Linked DNA regions of Homo sapiens: all the other regions are linked to region 2. The links are chromatin loops, found by intact Hi-C in ENCODE. Cell type or tissue: Caco-2. All regions are shown on one strand. Region 1 overlaps THSD7B (thrombospondin type 1 domain containing 7B). Region 2 overlaps THSD7B (thrombospondin type 1 domain containing 7B). Region 3 has its middle 130 kb from the start of HNMT.

What was found. Hi-C counts contacts between places; a loop is a spot of excess contacts. Peaks named below come from ENCODE experiments on the same cell type or tissue, not always from the same donor. Only the 100,000 strongest peaks of a DNase experiment are listed, where the experiment ranks them.
Region 1: a loop joins it to region 2, with 31 times the contacts of the local background. A loop is called at or near these places in 5 of 110 quality-filtered maps.
Region 3: a loop joins it to region 2, with 4 times the contacts of the local background. A loop is called at or near these places in 5 of 110 quality-filtered maps.

What each region holds. Positions count from the first base shown.
Region 1 is chr2:136,928,552-136,936,551 of GRCh38, forward strand. The region is part of intron 2 of THSD7B (thrombospondin type 1 domain containing 7B); the gene reads left to right. Among named protein-coding and RNA genes, the nearest start is that of THSD7B, 170 kb to the left of the region's middle. In Caco-2, a CTCF peak has its summit at 4,364 (motif pointing right); a DNase peak (open chromatin) is centred at 4,360.
Region 2 is chr2:137,655,155-137,663,154 of GRCh38, forward strand. It overlaps THSD7B (thrombospondin type 1 domain containing 7B), which reads left to right. Exons shown (of 28, transcript NM_001316349.2): 22 at 347-506; 23 at 1,642-1,815; 24 at 1,911-2,006; 25 at 4,510-4,592. Among named protein-coding and RNA genes, the nearest start is that of HNMT, 310 kb to the right of the region's middle. In Caco-2, no CTCF peak of the experiment used is centred here; a DNase peak (open chromatin) is centred at 4,657.
Region 3 is chr2:137,835,439-137,843,438 of GRCh38, forward strand. No RefSeq gene overlaps it. Among named protein-coding and RNA genes, the nearest start is that of HNMT, 130 kb to the right of the region's middle. In Caco-2, CTCF peaks have their summits at 3,230 (motif pointing left) and 3,432; no DNase peak of the experiment used is centred here.

The DNA of each region.
Region 1 (8,000 bases), 730 kb before region 2:
AATGACCTAGGTTGGAAGGTGAATTCTTGGTATAAAAGGCAATAATTGCTTTTGGTTAATGATTCATACAAAAAATAACTGTATTTTACATATAAATTTAAATACCCATAATTCATAATTGAATGATATGCATCTTATTTTAATTTGAGGAAGTCTAACATTAAAAGATTTATACAGAAAAAATACAACAAATATTTAACAGAAGAAAATTATAATTACAGAGTTTTAGGAGCTCATCTGAAATATATCTGCAGAGTGGGTTGATAGAAGAGTCACAAAACATAATATATGCAAAAAGGAATAAAAGCTATTGAAAAATCACTTCCCTTTTTTCCCTTTATTTTAATCATAAAAATCATGAAAATAGTTCTATAAACATGAGTGAGCTAAAAAATATTACCAGAGTATTAGTTACTAGAGAAACAGAAATGAAATTTGAAGATGAGATTTATCATCTTCTCACTTTAATTTGTACTCCTGCTGTACTGTAAATGTAATAGCCATCAACATGAAAAACGTAACAGATTGATAATACCATTGAGTTTTAATTAAACTACTGAAATGAAAAGGACCCAGATGGATAACTGGAAAATGTAGTTATCCTTTATGAAATGTGTGGGATTGCCCGTTTGCTCTGTTTCTTGTAGATTAATACTCTGCCAAAAATAGTGCACCATCAGAAGATTTACTAAAAATTAATCATTTCAGTTTGTAAAACAGATGGTTGCTTTAGTTTATTTAATTTAGTTTTGAGACACTTATCACTCTAAATCAGAGATTGTTTCCTTCCTGTCCCCACTTGCTATGACTTCCCACTTCTGCAGCTTTCTACATAAATCAATCAATAGTATTAAAGTACGTACATCTTGTTTTTCTATATAGTCATTGGTCTTATGTATTTACTTCAAAATGTCAGGTCTTTGTATGTCATCTTAGTAGGTTTTAGGTTCTGTGCATTCATAAGTTAAAACAAAAATGCAATAACATCTTTTAGAAGCCACTCAGGAAATTTTCATCACTCCTCAAAATAACAACCACTGATGTCAGCTCAATTAAGGCAGGAGGAAGTGGTATTTTGTCTTATCAGCTTGATGTAAGGCTAAACTAGCTACTTAAGATTTAGGAGTAAGGTTTTCAGGTGTTTTAGGAGGTAGGTGCTGGTGTCCACAACTGCAGACTGCTGGCCTATTTGTGACTCAGAGCACCAGGTGTTCCCTGTGGGGTAGTTGCTTGCAATGAAGCTGTTGTAAACATGTGTGAATTTCCAGTTTCTGACTCCTGTGTCGCATGACTAGATGAAGATGACCTTTATGCAGTAGCAGAACTGGACATAAACGTTGAATTAGAAACATAACATTTTCATGACAGCTACAGAGAAATAAGACAGATGAGCTTAATCACAGAGAAATCCTGTTTGTTTTTAATTCTAAGATTAACTCTTTAGGGTATGGAAGAAGGTGGTTGTTGGCCTGCAAAGGGCATGAAAATCAAGTTTGTGGTTATGTGTGTTTTATGACCTGCACTGTGAGGAAGACACAAAAGCACATCTCTGCTCTGCAAGTTCTTATAACCAAAATGGAGAAATGGCAGAACAAATAGGAAATAATCAATTACTATATAAATGATTCCACATGAATGCTGTAAGAATTCAAGGAAGGGAGAGATCAGTATGAGTTGCATATAAAAATAGGACAGAATTGGAGCATTAGGCTATAATGAATTATTGGGATTTGGAACAGAGAGAGTAGAGCATTTTAGGCAATAAAATTAGCACAATCAGAGGCCTAGAGGAGAATAACTGTGGCATGATCAGAGACTGTTAAGTATCCCAGAAGAATGGTTCATGCGAAGGAATAGTAGCAGATAAAGTTGGCTGGATAAGGGAGGGCCAGCCACTGAAGAAGCTTTAAGACTAAATGGCAGAGGTTTGATCTCTATGACAGGCCATACAAAACCATGATTGGTTCTTGAATCTAGAAGTAATGTGAAAGTATAGTGCTGGGAAGATGAATCTGAAAGTGGTACCCAGCTAGAAAATGACTGCCAGCATCCAGGCTGATGGATGTAGCTGAAGAATGAATAATGATTTGTGACTTTAGAGAGATGTTAAAGTATATCAGCTCTAAAGAGTAAAGAGTCCAAGATGCTGACATGGTCTTTGTGTAAGCCAGTCTTTGTGTCTGCTCAGAGAGAAAAAATACCACAGATATTTTAAAGAATCGGCCTGAGCCAGGACTAAAGGGGCACAGGTCTCAGCTTAAGACAAATAGGAAATAATCAATTATTATATTATTGATTATATATTTATAATCGATATAACACAGGCCTAAGAGACGTCTGCCCCTTTAGTCCTGTCTCAGGCTGGTTCAATATAGTACTACATTCCCCAGAGCAGTCATTGTCTAACAATGACTATTTATCTCAGTCTGGGCCAATAATAGTGCTTTCCCAGAACTTTTTTTCCTGATTGTTCTGGTTAGAAAAAGCCATTTTTCTTCTAGTCACGAGGCCATAAATATTTAAGACTGGATATGTTTGCCACAATTTTTAACAGCCTCATGGGACTGAATGAAGAGATTGAAGCCCCAAAGTGGCCCCAAATGTAGCCCCAAAGTAGAAGGTTGTAAAGGTCAGATCAATGACAAGTAGGTCGAAGGGAAATATGTATATACATGTGTGTATGTGCAGCTATATATACATGCACACATACATGCATGTGTTAGTACAGCCCTAGAATGCAAACCTCACTAGCCGAATTTTACAATTGAGGAAATTATTGCTCAGGGAATATAGTAATCTGGTCAAGGTTAAATTGCTACTTACAAGGTGGATTAAGAATCAAAGTTTAAGTTTGTTTGGTTCCAAACCAGTGCTCTTTTCTCTTCATGAGACTGCCTCTTGTCAAGGTGATGGTGGAGGTTCATGCTCCATGTTTGGGCTAATGCTAGTTATATTGTGTTTTCCTGATCTTTCCCTCATGCTGGGAGGGTGTATTCTCAGCAAACACAGCCGCTATTGGTCTGCTTGGTGCTGTGGGAAGTTGACTTTTTGCTCCCCATGTCCCTGTGATTCTCTGTTGTATAAAATATGCAGAGCTTTACCTCCTAATAGATGTCACGAAAAGTGTTTAGTCAAACACTAGCCAATAAAGATCCATATAATCCATATAACAGTCCATGATACATTCTACATTAACAATGAAAAAAGTAGACTGTATTGTGCAAACCAAGAGGCAGTAAAAGTAAACCAGGACTAGCTTTTAATATATAACACTTATAGTATATTGGCACATTTAGTTCAGAGGTTTTAATAGATGGAGAAAACAATTTTAGATATTTCAAATAACATTTTAGGCATTTTGCAAATCATTTAATGTAGAAAGTAATAGTTCTGATATTATTTCAATTACCTTTAATGCAGATTTACTGGACCTAACATTTAAAAAATTATATTTAACATAGATAGGACTGGTTCTGATACTTATTTCAAGTACATTGGTGGCTTTCCTTTTTCTTGATATTATTATATCTTTCTTTAAGCCTCTTTGGTATAATTTTCCAAAGTCTTGTTTCTCAAAGTAACACACTAATTATTGATAATTTACCTGAAATTCAAACCTAAACTCAACAGTCAATTTTTAGCTCATTGTAGAAATCAAAGAGTGAGATGGAAAGAGGAAAGATAAGAAGAAGAAAATTATTTTCCTAAGGAAATTTTACTAAAAATTGAAAGAGATAGAATGAAAAAAGGATAGATGTGCAAATTAATCTGCAAATTAATCCCTGAGTTGAAATTATTTGAGTCATGGCAGGAAGATATGGAAACAGTGAAAATACAGTTCACCCTTGAACACTGTGGGGGTTTGGGGCACTGGCCCCTGCGAAGTCAAAAATCTGCTTATAACTTTTGACTGTTTTGAAACTTAACTAATAGGCTATGGTTGACAGGAAGCTCTACTGATAACATAAACAGTTGATTAACCTATTTTGTATATTATATTTTATATACCATATTCTTACAATTAAGTAAGCTAGAGAAAAGAAAACATTATTGAGAAAATCACAAGGAAGAGAAAATATATTTATTATACATTAAGTGGAAGTGGATCATCTTAAAGGTCTTCATCCTCATCCTCTTCATGTTAAGTAGGCTGAGGAGGAGGAAGAGGAGGGGCTGGCCTTGCTGTCTCAGGGGTGGCAGACACAGAAGAAAATCCACATATAAGCGGACCTGTGCAGTTAAACCTGTGTTGTTCAAGGTCAGCTGTTCAGTGTGAATTTGTAGAGTTGGGGGAGAAATCAGGTGGTAAGGAAGGATGAAAGGGGCTCAATAGCTTCCCTTTCAGGCCACCAGGAGGAGGTAATGTTCCAGAAAAGCTTGGAAGGCACCAGAGGCAGTAGGGTCGACTTGGTGCAGATAAAGCATGGGTGGCTTTCACAGTGGTTAAAAGAAAGGCGGTTTTGGAAGTCCAGCTTCTGTTACTGGAGGAATGTCTTAATATCAGACTTGATTCCAGGAGTGACTTCTGCATTTGTAGATTATATATTTTGCCCGCCATTCCTTCCTTCCTTCCTTCCTTCCTTCCTTCCTTCCTTCCTTCCTTCCTTCCTTCCTTCCTGTTCAACATTGACTGTTTCGTTTTTCTGTAATACATTTTCAAGTTGTTTGGACTTGGAAAATAAAAGATAACTTCAGATCTATTATGATTACTATCTAGTGGTTGTCAGAAAATTCTTAGTTTAGCCGGGCGTGGTGGCTCACACCTGTAATCCTAGCGCTTTGGGAGGCCCAGGTGGGCAGATCACCTGAGGTCAGGAGTTCAAGAGCAATCTGGCCAACATGGTGAAACCCTGCCTCTACTAAAAAAGAATACAATAATTAGCTGGGCATGGTAGCTGGCGCCTGTAGTCCCAGTTACTCAGGAGCCTTAGGCAGGAGAATGGCTTGAACCCAGGAGGCAGAGGTTGCAGTGAGCCGAAATCACACCACTGCACTCCAACCTGGGTGACAGAGGGAGACTCTGTCTCAAAAACAAAAAAACAACAAAAGAAAATTCTTAGTTTGTGAAGAGACTCCAACTGGCTTTTTTTTATTATTGATAGATTTTAATTGCATCGCTATCTTTTTAATAATCAATCTCTTCTTCTCTGTCCCTTTCTCTCTGTTCCCTGTCCCCCCATCCTTCAGTATTATCACAGATGTTAAGTCTACTATATTCTCTTTTCATATTCTAATGCTTAATTGTATTAATCTAATTGATATTGAACCTAACTGAAAATTTTATTCAGTTCCTAATGTATTCTACTGACCCAGAGTGGCAGATTACTAAGAAATAAGTGTAAAACCACACAGATCTTCCAAATTCATAGCTATTTAGGTTGCGCTATTAACTGAGGTTCCCAAGCTAGAAGTGTTTTCTCTCTCTTTGGAGATATACCAATTCAGAAATTCAGACAGTTTGCCAGGCAGCCTTTCTCTACAAGCCTCATTGACACAAAAAGGCATTAGTCTAATTAAATTAGGGGCTATTAAATCCACAAATTAGCATACAAAGTTAGAAAAATCAATATCTTATTAGTTTCAAAACCTTTTATCTAACTCCTCTTGAGTTTTTTTCCAGAAACTTTTTATAGTAAATGACATGAAAATTGATTTAAAGCTTTCCAAAAATAGGTAATCAATAATTGTTTTCTAGTCATAGAGAAATTCATTAACTTCTATACTTATTGCATTGCCACATATTTTTATTGAACTCTTTTCTAATCACATTATTTTTGGCTGAAAACATGTTAGCTATAAAAAGTCATGAAATGAGAAACATAACAATATAAAGACTTTGTTTAGGTATAGTAGTTAATGGATTGTTCAGAACAGTGGAACACTCTCATTTCCAGTAAAAATAAAAATTTATGTCTTTCATTGTTTTACACTTAAACATGGATAACTTCACTGCATTATCATTGCATAAACAAATTATTGGCAAATGAATCTGTAGACCTGCAGAAGTTATATTTGTTTTGTTTAGCAAGAGGTTAGGAAGCTCAGTATCTTCTGTAGATGAAGATAGACAACTATCATATATGCACTAGGGAAAATTTATTATGAAGATAGACAAAAATCATATATGCACTAGGGAAAATTTATTACAAAAAGAAGAAATTATTGGCCATTGTCAACTTTAGAAAGTAAGTGTAGTGGAGCAACAATAGATTAGGCATACTTAAGTCATTTTAGAATTTTAGCATACAATTTACCTTTTCTTTTGAGTGCATTTAAAACTTTAATTATTTTGACCTATCTTAAAATTTCTACCAGTTTATTTTACAAAAGTGCTAAATCATTTGTATTAAGATTTTTATCTCATAAATCATTTAAGAATTTTAGCAAATAGACAGATTAATAGTAATTTATAATGCATTATATGTGGAGAATTTAAGAAACTTTCAAAATTAAGGTGAATATAAAAGATACATTCTTCCAAGGTAAAACTGTGGTATTTATGAGGAGTTTGATTATGAGAATAGGATCATGGATTCAAAGGCAATTAGAGGTTCATATTCAGACTTAACAGCATTCAAACACTTCTAAGAAATGATTCAGATATAAAACTACCTTTTTTTCTGTGTTCAAATTTCATTTCATATTTGTATTTATGCAGAACACTTTTTCTCTCTTTTGAGCCTTTGTTATTGGCTTTTGAGTGAGACCCTTTTGAACACTGATTTCACTACCTCCCAGTGGTGGTGAAAATTACTACACTTTTCTGAGCCTCAGTTTTTTAATCTGCATGATGGGGTCATTAAACCTTCATCATGGTATTGTGGTGAGGATTCAAAGAGGAGACTCTATAGAAAGTGTTTAGCGCTTGCCAATAACAGAGTAGTTATTATTTTGTCATTTTTATTCTCCATGATGTAGGGAATAAAACTGGATGGAAGATTTGAATATGTTCTGAGATTCACCAATCACTAGCTACTTTAAGCCATTGATGTATCAACACAATGGGTGAGTTTAGGGGCAGATATTTTTAACTTGATGAAAAAAATCCATGGATTAAAAGACATTAGTATATTGAGATTCAGATTGTGAACCCAGTGTCATTTCTCCAGTATGAAGATGTTATATGTGACTGGTATAATTTACTGTTCCCAAAGCCATGAGGACTGCTGACGAAGTCTGTCATACTCTGGGGATTGGTAAGAACCTGGAGAAAGAGAAGAAAAGAGTGTGCTCTGTGAAGGGGGGACAGTTGGGACAATTATGGCCAGGTATGCTTGGGCATATGCCAAGCTATTTATTACATTCTATAATAATTATATATTCTATTATATAATTACATATAATATAGTTATAATATGTAATATATAATCTTATATAATTATAATTATATAATTATATATTCTAGAGAATATTCTAAATATATTATCTATATATTTTAAATTTAGAAATATATATTTCTAGAAATATATATATAGTCGAGGCCCTCTCTCCTGTTTAACAGCTTTATTGATATAAAATTCATATATGATAAAATTTACCCATTTAATGCAAATCAAAATCACAGTGCAATACCACCTTACTCCCACAAAAGTGGCCATAAAGAAAAAATCAAAAAATGATAGATGTTGGCGTGGATGTGGTGAAAAGCGAACATTTCTACATTGCTGGTGGGAATGTAAACTAGCACAACCACTATGGAAAACGGTGTGGAGATTCCTTAAAGAACTAAAAGTAGAACTACCATTTGATCCAGCAATCCCGCTACTGGGTACCCACCCAGAAGAAAAGAAGTCATTATACGGAAAAGATAATTGCACACGCATGTTTATAGCAGCACAATTCACAATTGCAAAAATGTGGAACCAACCCAAAAGTCCATCAATCAATGAGTGGATAAAGAAACTGTGGTATGTGTATATGATGGAATACTACTCAGCCATAAAAAGGAATGAATTAATGGCATTTGCCACAACCTGGATGGGATTGGAGACTATTATTCT
Region 2 (8,000 bases):
TATGTTCTCATTGGTGATTACAGATTAGGTCATTTTATCACATACAACTAGACAAATTATGTATTGTTTTCTTTTTTAGTCAATCTTGGCTGAGTTCCAAAATGAATTGTCATATTCTAAGTACATAGGTTCCATGGCATGATTTGCATTCCCACTGAAGCTTCTCTATCAGCTCTGGCAGTGTTGCTCAGGGATGCTTTATTGTCAACAATTGAGAGATAGCTCACAAGAAGAGGAAGCTACGAAAATATGCAACTATGGTCTTCTTAGGCAAGAGGTGGCAAGAGCCAAAACTTTGAGATGTGAATTATTTGGGTAATTGTGAAAGTATCCTTTCCTCTCATAGGGTGGAGACTGTGGGGAAGGAGTTCAGATCCGCAGCCTTTCCTGCATGGTCCACAGTGGTTCAATATCTCATGCAGCTGGACGTGTCGAGGATGCACTGTGTGGAGAAATGCCCTTTCAGGACAGCATCCTGAAGCAGCTGTGTTCTGTGCCTTGCCCAGGTATGCAATGCTAGTGATTGGGAGCGCCTCCCATGGTGATCTTTTTGTTTATTTTACTACTGTTTTCCTAGAGATGCTCTAGCTCATCAAAATTAAAGTTTTTAAATAACTTTAATTCATTTTTAATTGTGGTTATCACTTTGGTATATACCTACGGCTTTGATGGAGCCAAAGTAGGCAAAAGAAAAAAAAAGGCACTGGATTTGGAAACTTAAGAGCTAAGTTAGAATCATGTCTCTATCACTTCATTGTTTTACTTGGGGTATGTAGTCTAGCCCCTGTGAGCAATGATTTCTTCATCTAGAAACTGTGATGTTAATTCCGTATCCAACAGCACCTAGCACATTGGACAGCGTTCAAAAAATGTTGGCTGAATTCTGGGTGATGGCATGGTTGGAACCAGTAAGGCTATGAGTTCATGAAAGCACTCTGTAAATGTGAAGTTCCATATAAATGTGAAGTTCTATATAAATTTTATTAGTTACATAAAATGTATCAGTTTATCTTAATCCTAGTAACACAACATAGTTTGTATGGCATAAGTTCAAGTGACAATATGTTTTTATAATACAGTATATAACATATGTGTATGTATGTATACACACATATGTATTACAAAAAAAATTATAATTTATATAAAGATACATTTATACAAATTATAAATTATATTTCTTGAGTGAGAAAGATGTTTAGGGTATTAAATTAAACATTCTTTGGTCCAAAAGATAGTTCATTTCAGTGACCTACTTATTCTCTTTTATATGGTTTCTATGAACATCCATTTTATGATGTTATTCTGATCTTTGAACACTGAGTTACCATAATCTTTATATCTCTCTTTTAAAAGTTTTATTAACACTAGCAGATACATAATATTTTCTAGATGTGACTACTACAATTTGAAGCAAAGTAATAACAATCTAGTTTTTGGCACTTTCTTGTTAAACAAGATTAAACTATAAATTACTTCATCATTCTTAGTACATTCTGATTGGAAAATTGATCAATATAGAATGTGTAGTATCAGGAACTGCATGTATCACTGCAAATCTCTGTGTGAGCCCTGCCCATGCAAATGTTGTCCAGTGCCACTTTTCATGCTGTTTTCTCCACCCTGTACTGCATGACTGTCCAGGAGACTGCCATTTAACAGAATGGTCAGAGTGGAGCACATGTGAATTAACCTGCATTGATGGAAGAAGCTTTGAGACTGTGGGCCGCCAGTCTAGATCAAGGACTTTTATAATTCAGTCTTTTGAGAACCAAGACAGCTGCCCCCAACAGGTTCTAGAAACACGCCCTTGTACAGGTACCAAGAGCACTTTTCAGTTCTTTAGCCTTCATTGATCAATGCTTATTCTAAGTGAGGTGTAATAGAACTGCTATTATCATATTTACTTACAGGAGGCAAATGTTATCACTACACATGGAAAGCAAGTCTTTGGAACAATAACGAACGAACTGTATGGTGCCAGCGTTCAGATGGCGTTAATGTCACAGGTATTCCTGCCTAAGACTCATGTGGGCACTTCACAAACACCCCTGAGTGTTGTTATTTGTGAGAAGAATTAGCTTACAAATTATAAACAAGGGGTGACTTGGGCAGGTAGCTTAGATGAATTTTATTACAAATTTTCATTAGACGTTTGCATCTTAGAAAGAAAGCAATTCAATTTTAAGACCTATAAAAATATCAAACAACTTAAAGAAATAAGCTGAAATGCAATAAAATGTCCTTAAATATCATGATCTGAGATAAAGACTGAAAAAGACAGATGCTAGTAAAATTTTAAATCATGTCCCTTCTCAATAAAACGTTTCAAAGGACATATCTTAGCATGTGTGTGTGCAGTACTCACCTGACATAAAACATACTCAGAAGTTGAAACTAAAGAGGTTAATAAAGACAAAATTTAAAAATTAAAATATTCTGTATGTTAATGATGCAGAAAGCTTTTATGATGTAAATTACAGGTATTTGTATTCATGTACTAGCAGCTTAGTTTTTGAATATTTTGTGAGTCATGATTATTACTTAATATCTAAATATAGACTGAGCAAGAGGTCCCTCATTCATGATGGCAGATACCATTTAGCAGGCTGAAGTGCAGTGACACAATTTTGGCTCACTGCAACCTCTGCCTCCCTGGTTTGAGTGATTCTCTTGTCTCAGCTTCCTGAGTAGTTGGGACTGCAGGCACACGCCACCACGCCCAGCTAATTTTTGTGTTTAGTACAGACAGGGTTTCACCATGTTGGCCAGGATGGTCTCGATCTCTTGACCTCATAATCTGCCCGCCTCGGCCTCCCAAAGTGCTGGGATTACAGGCGTGAGCCACCACGCCCGGCCAATTTTTGAGATTTTTAAATGCTTTCTTGTCAGCAAATTAAATTGTCATTATTTTTACTTAGTACTATCGTTTACAGAGAGCTTGTGCAAGAGCTGAAATGCCTATAGGAATAGAAGTATTGTCAGCTCCTCCTTTTTCTTGTTTACTTGCTCTTGCACTATTGGTATTCTTTTTAATTTAAAGTTTATCCACAAAATAATTTACTTTAAGCTACTTATCTTTTTTGTAAGTTGTTAAAACTAAATATACTCTAAGTCTCCCTAGTCAGGAACACAGAAGGCATCATACTCTGCAATACACTGAGAGTTAACGTACTGGTAGGAGCTTTGCTATCAATTCTCTGCACGGAATTCCTCAGGCACAGTGTATAACATGTAATCATCTGATGAAGAAGCTCAGGTCATCAGTATCATCTGACAAATATTATTAAAGCTTAATTTAATTCTTAGAATTAAAAAATATGTTCTATAACCTATGTAAATTCCAAGATTTTCTTTCCTATTCCCAAGAGCCCTCCTCCCACTGAAGTACGCCTGCTGTGGAGATCCCTGGTTGAAAGAACGGAAACCCTCCCCCTGCCAGCACCAACACAGTTGGTAGAAATAGGACTGTGTGGTTATTGCCACTAACACCGAAATTATCAATTTCACACCTAGATGCTAATTCTGGACTGTGAATTTTGCTTTTTAAAAATTTCTGTGTGGATTCTTTGTGTTATTTTTCAAGTCACAGTGAGAATTTAGCTGCTTCATTCCCAGGGACAATGTAGGTCTGACTGTTCGCTACTCTGCCTTAGGCCCAGAGCTTTTTGCTAGCTACAAAACTATAAACTATAATGGGTTGACAATTGTACTTATCCAAACGCTAGAACCTTTCAATGCAACCAGTACTATATAAATGGTGCTTTGTCAAATTTTCTCTAGGCTTTGTCTCATGTCTCTTTTACTATCTTGAATTTAGCAAAGTAAGACTAGTATGTAAATGATTTTCCAGTTACAGAGACATACATTGTCTCATCCATTTATTCAAAAATATGTACGGAGCAGGAACAAGTACTGTGTCAGATGTTTGATTGTCTCTCCTAGAGCTTCGGTGCTTGCTCTTAAGAATGTGTTTATACGTGACTCTGTGTGCATGTATTCCAGTTGACTTACATTTAAAAATACTACCAACATATTTGATACCATGGTCCCATGAATTCATTCATGGCATTCTTTTAGCATTTCCTGGGTTGTTGAAATCGGCCTAGTGCCTACCTGGGTGCTCAGGAGCTGAAGCAGTATATATGTAGAAGGAGTATTCCAGCAGATATGTTTTCTGCTCCTGAGTTTAAATTTAGATTTTATCAATTCTTCTACAGATTCTGGCTCACATAGACTTTGTGCTCAAGCATAGCCGTATGATAGAATCACATCGCCAATAAACAGTATAAAAACTCTACTGCAAATAGCCTCTGTTAGAAGAGCCTCCCATCTCAATTCATTTTAGAGTAATCAATAAAATAGGCTTGGACCACAATGTTGGCAAATAGATTTTTCAAAAATAATAATACTGTTGCAAAGAGGCCGGTGGCACAGGTTAAAAAAAAATACCAAAAAATTAGAAATATCTAATAGAGAAATCTGCAAATGATGGTGGAATTTCCTTTGCAGGAGGCTGCTCCCCTCAGGCCCGTCCTGCTGCCATTCGGCAGTGCATTCCAGCCTGCAGAAAACCTTTCTCCTACTGTACACAGGTGAGTCATGTGCTGGAGTCTTCTATAAGTGCATTAATTGCTGTGTTTTACACATGCAATCAGATGTTCTCCTGCCGGCTGCAGCCCAAGCAGCAGTTCCACGTGCCCATGATACCATCTAGAGGCATTTGCAGGAGTAATCCCAGTTATAAAGAATTTCTCGTCAGGACCATGTATTAACAGTGTTTTTCTATAAATCTGTCTTTAGCCAAATCTATCTTTCAAATACCTAATTTATGTTAGCTCTATTTACCAGTAAGTATTCTCAGTTGACTTATGTCTTCTCTTCTTAACCTTTTATACGCCTCAACTATTTTGAAAGATACTATAAATGTTCATATTTGCTAAAGTTATTATGCAAATTGTATTACACTATGATTACTGTTGAGTGAGTACATTTTTAGTTTATTTTAAATAAACTGAATATGTGACTATGGTTGAAAAAAATATGTGTATGGGGTGGCGGTTATGCATGTATTTTTTTTTCAAAGCAGAAATTTATTTGTGCTTTTTCTCCTATAACTCCCATCTACCACAACTCAGGAATTAATGTAAAACATGTAATGTATTCTAATCAATGGCACTCATGGTGTGCAGTGCACTATAATTCTTAAAAACTATACTACATTTTTTAAAGAAACAAGCTTTTTCTTATAGTATGCCTATTCTAAAAGTGATTTGATTAAAAATAATTCAAGTACTCAGTCCTATTATTGGCCTTACAAATCAAGATGGGTTAATTCTTTACCACAGAAAAGACAGTGGGTCAGCTTGCAGAGGGGAATAGAAGGAAAAGAGGGGAAGTTCAGGAACAACTCCATTTGGGTTAATGATGTTTAAAAAGTAGAAATTGTAGCTTTTCACCAACTCTCTGGATGTCCTCTTTAATTAAACAGAAAATACTTTTTTCCTTGAACTCTTGAACATATGACTGACTGGTTACAAGTTTTATCTCATGCTAAAAATAGAGATGCATCTTGAGAATATGGCTTCAATAGCTAAGCACATACAAATTTGCTTAGATATCTCCACTGTGATATGAAGATATCATTTTGTGATACTTTCAATTAAAACCAACTGAAAATATCATATTTATGTTATTATTATATGAATGCAACCTGAACTAAACTATAGGCTGTTAACTATAACATGTGCTCTTACTTTTTTTCTTTTGTAGAAGATTGAGGTGCTTTGTTTACTTTTAGTATCTGTTTCTCCTCAAAATCATGTGTTCAGTCAATAATTGATGACCTAAATAAAGTTAACTGGTTGATGAGGATTGGCATGAGTAGCTATGTGAAGCTAAGGTCTGTTCAGAAAATGCTAGATAAATAGCTTTAGGTAAGGAGCCATAAGAGCGAAGTCATAGAGATTCATAATCTTATGCTTATTCTCTTCCACTCTTCTCTATTGTCTGTATACTTGCTGGAGGAAGAGCAGTTATTTTCAAGTTCACTTCCAGAGACAGATAGGAATCTTCATCCATCATGTCTCATAATAATCTGCTTCTTGGTGACATTCATTGTACTTAAAAATGACCAGAAATTTACAGACTAATATAAAAGACCCATTGTCACAATGCCAACTAGAGATGTGATGTGGGGTGACACTCGAGTTATTACAAGGAAGGAGTAACTCAGATAGGCATAGGTATATTTCTCTTGAGCATGCGTCTTTGGTGAAGTCTTTTATCTCCCATGTAAGGCTGCCCTCCTTGAGTGCAGAAGTAAGCCTACAAGCAGAGACGTAGTTTGACATGGTTATGTCAGCAGCAGCGAATCCATACAGGTCTGCGGCAATTTGACTCTTGCCTCCTCCGAGGAAATAATTCATCTGAGGGGCATAAGGCAGAATGTACTTATGCTTGTACTGAGGCAAGTATTTGAACAAGAGTGAAAGTTTATTAAAAAGTTTCAGAGCAGGAAAGAAAGGAAGTAAAGTACACTTGGAAGAAGGCCAAGTGCCCTCTTTGACCTTTGACTTGGGTTTTATATGTTGGCATGCTTCAGGGGTAGAGGTCGTTTTCCCTCTCCCCCGATTCTTCCCTTAGGGTGCGCCATCCACATGCATAGTGGCCATCCACAGTGGCCTGCCAGGACTTGGGAGGGGCCGCATGCACAGCGTGTTTACTGAAGTTGTACACATGCTCACTTTAGGCATTTTTCCCTTACAAGTTGTGTGTTCCTAGAGGAAGATCATATACCAGTTAAACTCCTCCATTTTGCCTCTTAGTGAGCACGGTTGAGCCCATTTGCCCAGCTCCTGAGATTTTATTAGGAAGCTACTGATCACCAGCTTCAGGTGTTTTCTTTTTTCTTTTTTTTTTTTTTTTTGAGATGGAGTCTTGCTCAGTCCACCCAGGCTGGAGTGCAGTGGCATGATCTTGGCTCACTGCAACCACCGCCTCCTGGGTTCACGCCATTCTCCTGCCTCAGCCTCCCAAGTAGCTAGGACTACAGATGCCCGCCACGACGCCCGGCTAATTTTTTTTTTTTCTTTTTTTTTTTTTTTGTATTTTTGGTAGAGACAGGTTTCACCACGTTAGCCAGGATGGTCTCGATCTCCTGACCTTGTGATCCACCCGCCTTGGCCTCCCAAAGTGCTGGGATTACAGGCGTGAGCCACAGCGCCCGGCCAGGTGTTTTCTATCTTTTGGGAGACTGCCTTTCCCTCGTGCTCGCTGCAACCAATTATTATTTTAGAGAGACAGTTTAACAGCTGCCTAACCATCACCTGATGGTTGCCTGACATTCCTGGTGGGGGACCCTTCTCCTGCCCTGCTTATGTCTTCTTAGCTACCTACTCTAACATTTAGTGGTCAATGGTAAAAGGTGATGGAGGGATTTCGCGGCTGTGATAGCAAGAACACTTAATTCAAAGAAGATATGTACATAATCCCTGTTGCTTTGCTTCTCAGTAAGAAGGGTGGGTTGGAGCAACTAGGCAAGGATCTGAAACAAATGGAGATAAGAGTTGAAGATAATTTGATTAAATGCCATAAACATCTCCATAAGAGAGGAAAAGATGGCCAGACATGGTGGCTCACACCTGTAATCCCAGCACTTTGGGAAGCCGAGGTGGGAAGATTACCTGAGGTCAGGAGTTTAAGACCAGCCTGGCCAACATGGTGAAACCCTGTTTCTATTAAAAGAACAAAAAAAAGACAAAATTAGCCAGGTGTGATGGCGGGTGCCTATAATCCCAGCTACTCGGAAGGCTGAGACAGGAGAAGTGCTTGAACCTGGGAGGCGGAGATTACAATGAGCTGAGATTGTGCCATTGTACTCCAGCATCAGCAACAGAGTGAAACTCCATCTAAAAAAAAAAAAAAAGACAAAAAGAGAGAGGAAAAGCATAGTTAATTAACTTTATTCACAAAGAACTATGGTTTAATATTTGGCAGGTGTC
Region 3 (8,000 bases), 180 kb after region 2:
AAGCAATCTTCCCAGCCACCTGGGAAGGGCCCAGAGAGTTATCTGTCTCATAAGGAAACTAACAAGTTCTGTTCAGAGGAAGAAATAAGACATTCTGAGTTAAAGCAAAACAAGACCATTCCCAATTAGCCAAGATATTAGTAAAGACAGAACGAAATTTAACACAGAGTGTGCCATTTAGACCTTTTAGTTTATTATGCAGTCATTCTCACATTGCTGTTTTAATAATCTGCATATAATTTTCATTTTGAAATGGTTCATTTGTTTTCTCGAAGTACTCTATTATGAAAAATTAATAATAATAACTCTCCATGTACCATGTTAGAGAGATGTCTGGTCTGAGCCAACCCAAACTAAAAATCACATGTAAGACTCACATTTACAACTCTGGAGCCCTTAAGTGGGCAGACCAGACAAGCAATCTTTTCTTAGAATGTTTAAAACAGCTGTTCCCAACTAGTTGTGCTTCATTATTATATTTCCACCCATAAGTAGGTATATGTCCATACAAAACTCAATTTGGGAGATCAGAGCTTGCCTCTCTTACTGAGACATCTGATGCTTTTGAGGGAGGTGTCCATCTCAATGTTGCTTCTCATCCCAAGACTCACTCTCCCCAGTCCCAGCAATTCCATGTGATACATTGTCAATAGCTGTAACAAGGATAGTTACAATTTACGCTGCATTTAGTATCTGAAGTATGTGTCCTTGTTTTAAAGTAATGACTTTGATTTACTGCTTTCTGAATTCCCATAATAACTCTTTGACATATATTTAATCATCCTGATTTTATATTTTAAGAATTTCAGTTCAAGACTTTAAGCTTCTTTTCTAAAGTCGAATAGCCAGGAGATGGGGGACCTGGTGTCTGCTGTCTGTGATGTAGTCATTTCCGTGCTTGGTGTTGGTGTGATGCTTGGGTTTTACTACCAATTCCTTTTGTGGGTTTTTTTTTTTTTTTTCCTTGTGGGCACCTCCAGCACTGAGATTCTGCTTTTATGTCCTGCCTTTTATGGACTGCCGTTCACACACTACTCCAACTTGCAGAGTGCTCCTACAGCGTTGCCTATCTCAGAGGCAGGGCCACCTCATGTTTGGCTGGTCCCAAGGAAAGGATGCAAATGTAAGGCCCACATTCCACTTGTCTAAATATTTTAATTTATAAGCCAAGTTAACTAATCATTTAATTAAATATGTTTAATCCTCCTACCTTGACAAATATACAAAAAAGACCAGAGAGGCTACATTTCAGTTCAGAATGATCAAATTCCTCAGCCAGAACCTGGAGGTGCCAGAAGAGAAGGGTCCTGGAGCCCAGCAAGCCACCTGTCGGCTCCATTCTCTCCTGCGAAGGGCCTCACACATTCACCACCCCCAGCCTAGGAGTGTGCACAGTATAATGCTAGCCACCCCAGAGAGGGCAGGTCTAGAGAAAAAGCCTGTAGGGGACTTGGGGAAGGGCTGGGAGGCCATGTGGGTGAATAATTCTGGGATCTGGGCACCACCTGTATCACTGGCTGGGAGGGGAAGATGCTAATTCTGGGGACATGTTCCACTGGCCCCATGGGCACATCCTCGATGGCAAGGGGCCTCCAGAAATTAGTCCAGTGTGGGGTCTTAGATGGGTCTAAAGGCAATACTCTTTGGGGTTTCTCCAAACTTTGGCTTCTTTCATTGAAGACCATTGAAGTAATGAGGAACCTCTGGGTCAAACGCCAGACAAGTTGTCTTGCAGCAAGGCAAGCTGGTCTGCTAGAGCCAGTGCCCTACAACCCTACAACCCTTTAGAATTGTTTCCTTCCTAGTATCCAGTGCTTTTCTGTAGATATGAGCCATCCATTCACAGAGGCTGTGGTGTGAACATTCATTCTCTAAAATAGGACACCTTTCCCAGGATCTCATGTATTTTATTTTAAAAGAATCTGCAATTTAAACCAAAGGAATAAATTTGCTAATCATGGAATTTCTAGCACACTGGAAAAATACATGGGGACAGGAATTTTCTTGATATAAACCTGTACTAGTTTCCTAGAGTTACCATTTCAAAAGGCCACAAATTTGGTAGCTTAGCATGATAAGAATTTATAATATTTACTTAGAGTTGTGGCATACAGGATTCTGAAATTAGGGTGTTGGCAGAACCACGCACCTCCCAGAAGCTCTAGAGGGGAATCCTTCCCTGCCTCTTCAGGCTTCTGGCGGCTCGGGTGTTCCTGGGTTTGTGATCACGCCACTGCAATCTCTGCCCCTGTCTTCATATGGCCGAATCCTCTCTGTCACACATCTCCCTGTGCCTTTCTAAGGACACTGGCCATTGGATTTAGAACTCACCTGGATAATACAGGATGAGCTCATCTCAGGATTCTTAACTTCATTACGTCTTCAAATACCTTTTGTTTTCTTTTCTAAATTAGGTCACATTCACGGGTTCTATGTGGACATATTTTGGGAGGGCTTCCATTAACTCACTATGAAATTCTCATGCATTCATAAACTAAAGGCAGATGTAGGAAGAGGGAAGTGGTGAGCACTGGAGTCCCTGCTGTGACCTCCTGCCTGTGCGAAGGCCATGACTGTTAGTCCAACATTGCAGACCTCTCGAAACTTGGCAATGCTCCTCATAGGAGAGGAACTTCACGTGTCAAGGAGAGATGGGGAGGGGAGCAACTGCATTTGAGAACATGAAGAGAAGGTTATTGTGACACTTTGCAGGGAAGCTTTAGCCACATTGAAGCAGAGTAAAGAATAAATCTTCTCTCTTTACTTTTCAAGACCCATAATTTCCTCACAACCATACCTGGAGATTAGTTTAGGACCTAAAATCTAAATTGTATTATTTTTCCCTACCCAAAGGAGACACAGAGCTATTAATAATCGACTGCTTATTAAATCTTAAGTATTTTAATAATATTACTCCGTTTTACTTCATTTTTCTTTCCCTTGTAAGAAAAATAACATTCACACCCATTATATAAATGTGAACACTGAGGCCTTGTGATGTTAAGCAACTTGCCAGGATCTCATAGATAGGAATTAGAGGAGCTGAGACACATAGAGTCCATGCTCTTTCTAGCCCGGGAGTCCATCTAGAACAGTCCTGGCCCTCTAAGTTGACTGCCTTAACATGACTGAATTTCCTCCTTTTCTCCTGAAACAGCGGTAAAACATCCTTTAACAGCAGCCAGAGAAGCTTGGGCTGAGGGAATAGATTTTCCTTTTGCTTACACTGTACTGCCATCTAGTGGCTACATAGTTAATTACAAATAATACCTTTTCTGGTGTCTTCATTCTTTTTTTGGGGGGGGTATTGGTAATTAATTGATATTTAAATATTGCTTCTAAACATTGTGATTCTATAAAAATCTACATCAACTTCATTCCTTTGCTTCCATATATGCACGCACCGCTTCTCCTGTACACCTCTCCTACATATGTGTACCCCACTTGGTCATATTTTGTGTAGCAGATAAGTGAGTTAGGCCTACCTTCAGTGCTCAGAATATGACTTGAAACATCCAGAAATTAAAATTGTATGCAAACACACCACATGCTCCCCATCCTCCCTCCTCATGGAACTGTGCTCCTTCGGCATGATCTAAATAAAGCTTGTCCAACCTGTGGCCCACAGGCCATATGCGGCTTAGGACAGCTCTCAATGTGGCCAAATTCATAAAGTTTCTTAAAACATTGTAAGTATTTTTGCAATTTTTTAAGCTCATTAGCTATCGTTAGTGTTAGTATATTTTATGTGTGGCCCAAGACAATTCTTCCAATGTAACCCAGGGAAGCCAAAAGATTGGATACCCCTGGTAAATTGACAGAAATGTTAGGATAGACTTGCTTTTGATCATGTTTTTAGATCTGCATACACAATTTTTGTCCCACCAAAGATGACGTATGCACTAAGCCATGGCAGAACTGCCTCTGGTACTGATTGCCCAGCGCACGTGCTGGAATGAGATCACCCATTGAGGGATGTGTGCTGAGTGCCTCTGTGTACAAGTTGAGCGGAAGGAGGTCTCACCGCCCCATTATAAAATATACATTCTGAAGCTGCAAGACACCAACCAGTGCTAGTATTAATCATCTAATGTGGCTGTTGTAACAAATTACCACAAATTTAGTGGCTTAAAACAACGCACTTTTATTATCTTACTGTTCTGGAGGTCAGAAATTTAAAATAGGTTTCACGGGCCGAAAACCAAGGTGTCGGCATGCTGGTGTCTTCTGGAGGCTCTAGGGGAGCGTCTGTTCCCTCACCTCTTCCGGCCTCTGGAGGTTGTCTGCATTCTTTGGCTTAGGGCCCCTTCTTCTATCTTCAAAACCAGCAACATGGCTCCAGTCCTACTCACATTGCTATCTTTCTGGTTTGCTCTCTTTTGTCTTTCTCTTCTCCACTGAAAAACCCTTGCTGGTTATATTGAGACCACTTACAGTAATCCAGGATAAAGTCCCATCTGCCTATTTTAAGGGTAGCTGATTAACAACCCTAATTCCATCTGTGACCTTAATTCCCCTTTGCCATGGAACATAAGATATTCACAGGTCCCAGGGATTGAGGCTTGGACATCTTTCGTGGTGTGGGTGGGGCATTATTCTGCATACTCAATACTCAAGAGAAGGGAAATCTGGACTGAAGTGTTTCTTGCTGGGCCATGGTGGCGATGGGAGAGGCAAGTTCCACCCAGAGATCATTCTTTCCCTTCTCGCTGCCTCTCCATCTTCACAGACTGCAGAGAGTCTTGTAAGCATGAGGACACACCCACCCTTAGATTCTGCCCACACTTTTTTGGAAGCCACACTTAACAGTAGATAGGAACATAGATTTAGACAGATTTTAATTTAAATCCCAGATTTATTCCTAGATCTAAGAACTTGAGTATATTACTAAGCTCAGTTTCTTCATTATTAAAATGGGTGAAATACCTTCCTCCTAGTATTGTTGCAAGGCTTAAATAAAAGAGTCTCCAAAGAGCACTTAGCAGAGCACATGGCATATATTAGGACCTCATAAAGAAGAGTTTCTGAAAATGAAGGTTTTTCTATTCAATATTTAATGGGAGATTAACTAAACACTTTGCTGATGCTTGGGGAACAAGGGAAGGACAGTGTCTATCCTCACTGAATTAACTCCAAGTGAATGAAAAAAGATTTCATGTGTGAAATTAGAGACCAAGTTACAGCCTATGATAGGTACAGAATTTGCCCAATCATATACCTTTAGGTGCAAGTGCATTTGTAGAGAATGTTGAAGAGAAAGACATAGCCATAAAAAGGAATGAAACAACATTTGCAGCAACTTAGATGGGGTTGGAGGCTGTTATTCTAAGTGAAGTACCTCAGGAATAGAAATTGTATGTTCTCACTTATAAGTGGAGCTAAGCTATGAGGATGCAAAGGCATAAGAATGATATAATGGACTATGGGGTCTTGTGGGGGAGGGTGGGAGGGGGTGTACACTGCTCGGTGACAGGTGCACCCCATGATCACCACTAAATCACCACTAAAGAATTTATCCATGTAATCAAAAACCACCTGTTCCCCAAAAGCGATTGAAACAAAAAGTAAAATAATAAAAATTACAAAAGGAGGAAGATAATCTTTCCTTAATTCTTTCTATTCTTCATTTTCTTGAACATGCATACCCATGTACCTACCTAGGTGAGTATTTCCATACTGTATAAGAATATACGTGGAAATATGGTCATTTTGACCTGTTTCCTAATGGTGGTTGGAGACATATATATGTACCGCTACCACACACACACACACACACACACACACACACACAAGCCATCAAGTCATAAGACCTATTTTGCCCTAAAAATAAGTAAACATTTGGCAATAAAATAAAAACGTCTTTGAAACAATCTTATTATACTAAAGGTTATTGTCAGGTGGAAGTCCTGAAATAATGAGTTTAAAAGTTCATTGCTTATGAGCTACCCCAAAACAATTTACTTAAATTATTTTTTTAATCTATGCTTTTAGGTAGGCTAAATCTATGTGTTCCCTATAGTCTTTTTTCAGTAACTTTACTTATGAATATGTTCATTAAAGAAGGTAATTTTTACAACTATTGTAAAATTTTTTGAATTTGTGACATCTAATGATATGGTTTGGCTGTGTCCCCACCCAAATCTCATCTTGAGTTCCCACGTGTTGTGGGAGGGACCTGCTGGGAGGTAATTGAATCATGGGGGCAAGTCTTTCCCATGCTGTTCTCATGATAGTGAATAAGTCTGATGAGATGTGATGGTTTTTAAGAGAGGTGTTCCCCTGCACAAGCTCTCTCATTTTCTGTCCCACCATCCACACAAGATGTGACTTGCTCCTCCTTGCCTTCTGCCATGGTTGTGAGGCTTTCCCAACCACGTGGACCTGTAAGTCCAATTAAACCTCTTTCTTTTGTAAATTGCTCAGTCTTGGGTATGTCTTTATCAGCAGGGTGAAAATGGACTAATACATCTAATATGTTTGAATGAATATTTCATTTTAGGATTTTATGTAATGTTCATGGTTATAATGCATTAATGCCTTGAATATAGAAACTAAACAGTAAAATGCTATTTTGCACATTACAAATATTAAAAAGACACCAAAAGCAAAGTTTTACTTTGGCCCTGATGGTCTTTTTAATTGCCTCAGTAGAATCAGAAAACAGAACCCTGTCTCCCAGGTCTACCAGACCTTCCTGGAACAAACAGAAAACATTTGGCCATGACCAGTTCTGCTTGGGTCTCTCACTTAGATGGCAGCATTGAGAAGGGTCACTAGGTTTTTATTGTGGTCTCAGCTCTACTCCTGATTGCTGCAAACCTCAGGATTGGGAGGACTAGATGAGGACTGGAAAACCTAGTATCAGCAACAAGATCACAGCTCACAGTTTTGCTTGAGCTTAGTGTTCATTACATACCAGGGACTTTGGCATGAGGATATTAAAAGCAGATCGACAAACCCAACCTCTGTCCTGAGTTTACATGGCTGAGGCTGAAACTGATTTGGTAGGGAGGTGGTCATAGCTTGGGTAATGAGGCCTTTGCAGACTGCATGTGCAACTGTACTTTGAGGCACTGTTGTGAATACACCCAGTACCTCCTCAGAGAAAGCCATGGAGTTTTATATTTGAGAATTGTTCAACCCTCAGCTCAATGTGCATACCAAGTCCAGCATGCTGATTCAGTGTGACAAGACTGTCAACCTGGTCCACTTAAGCAGTGGCTAAGGCCACATTCCAGCATAACTTGAGTCAGCCCTGCCAGAGGAAGGCTGGAAAGGACACACTCAAGAACCCATTGTATTTTGTTCCTCTGTACCTCATTGAAATATTTTTTAAATTGCAGGTGTCCTGAATTTAGTTTTTACAAAGTAATGGCTAGTTCTTTCCAATATTTGATAGATAAATTAGACTAGTTGGTAACATTTATTTAGCACCTAATATATGGCAAGCACTCTACTAAGAAACATATGTGCATTATTTATGTAAAGTAGCCAACCACACTATTAAGTGAGTAGAATTAGTGATGGATGAATCTGAGGCCTGAAGAAGCCAAATGACTTCCCCAAGTTTGCATAGGGAGTAAAGAATTGTATTGGTGTTTCCCTCACAGCTCTAACCCCTTTGAGTTCCACTGTTACTTAAGAACACAGAAGTTAAATATATATAAATAAATAAACAAATAAATCTTAATCAAATTTCGCTAGCCTTGCTATTTTTTATTCAAGGGATCATTCTCATAGTCTATCTTTGTCGCCTCTCAAGACATTGGCACCTCCATATCCTTCATGCTAGGATGTGTAATATTGTGACCCTGAGATGGGTCACATTTGAATTGTTCGTGGGATAGATCCTCATTAAGAGCATTCATTTAAAAAAAAGAGTATTCATAATGGGTCAGGAACTACCATTTGTCCTTTGTTCTGGATTAGATCATCCAGGAAATAACAGGCTTATTAAACAAAATAATAAATGGGTAGATGAGCAAATGAGGGCCATAATT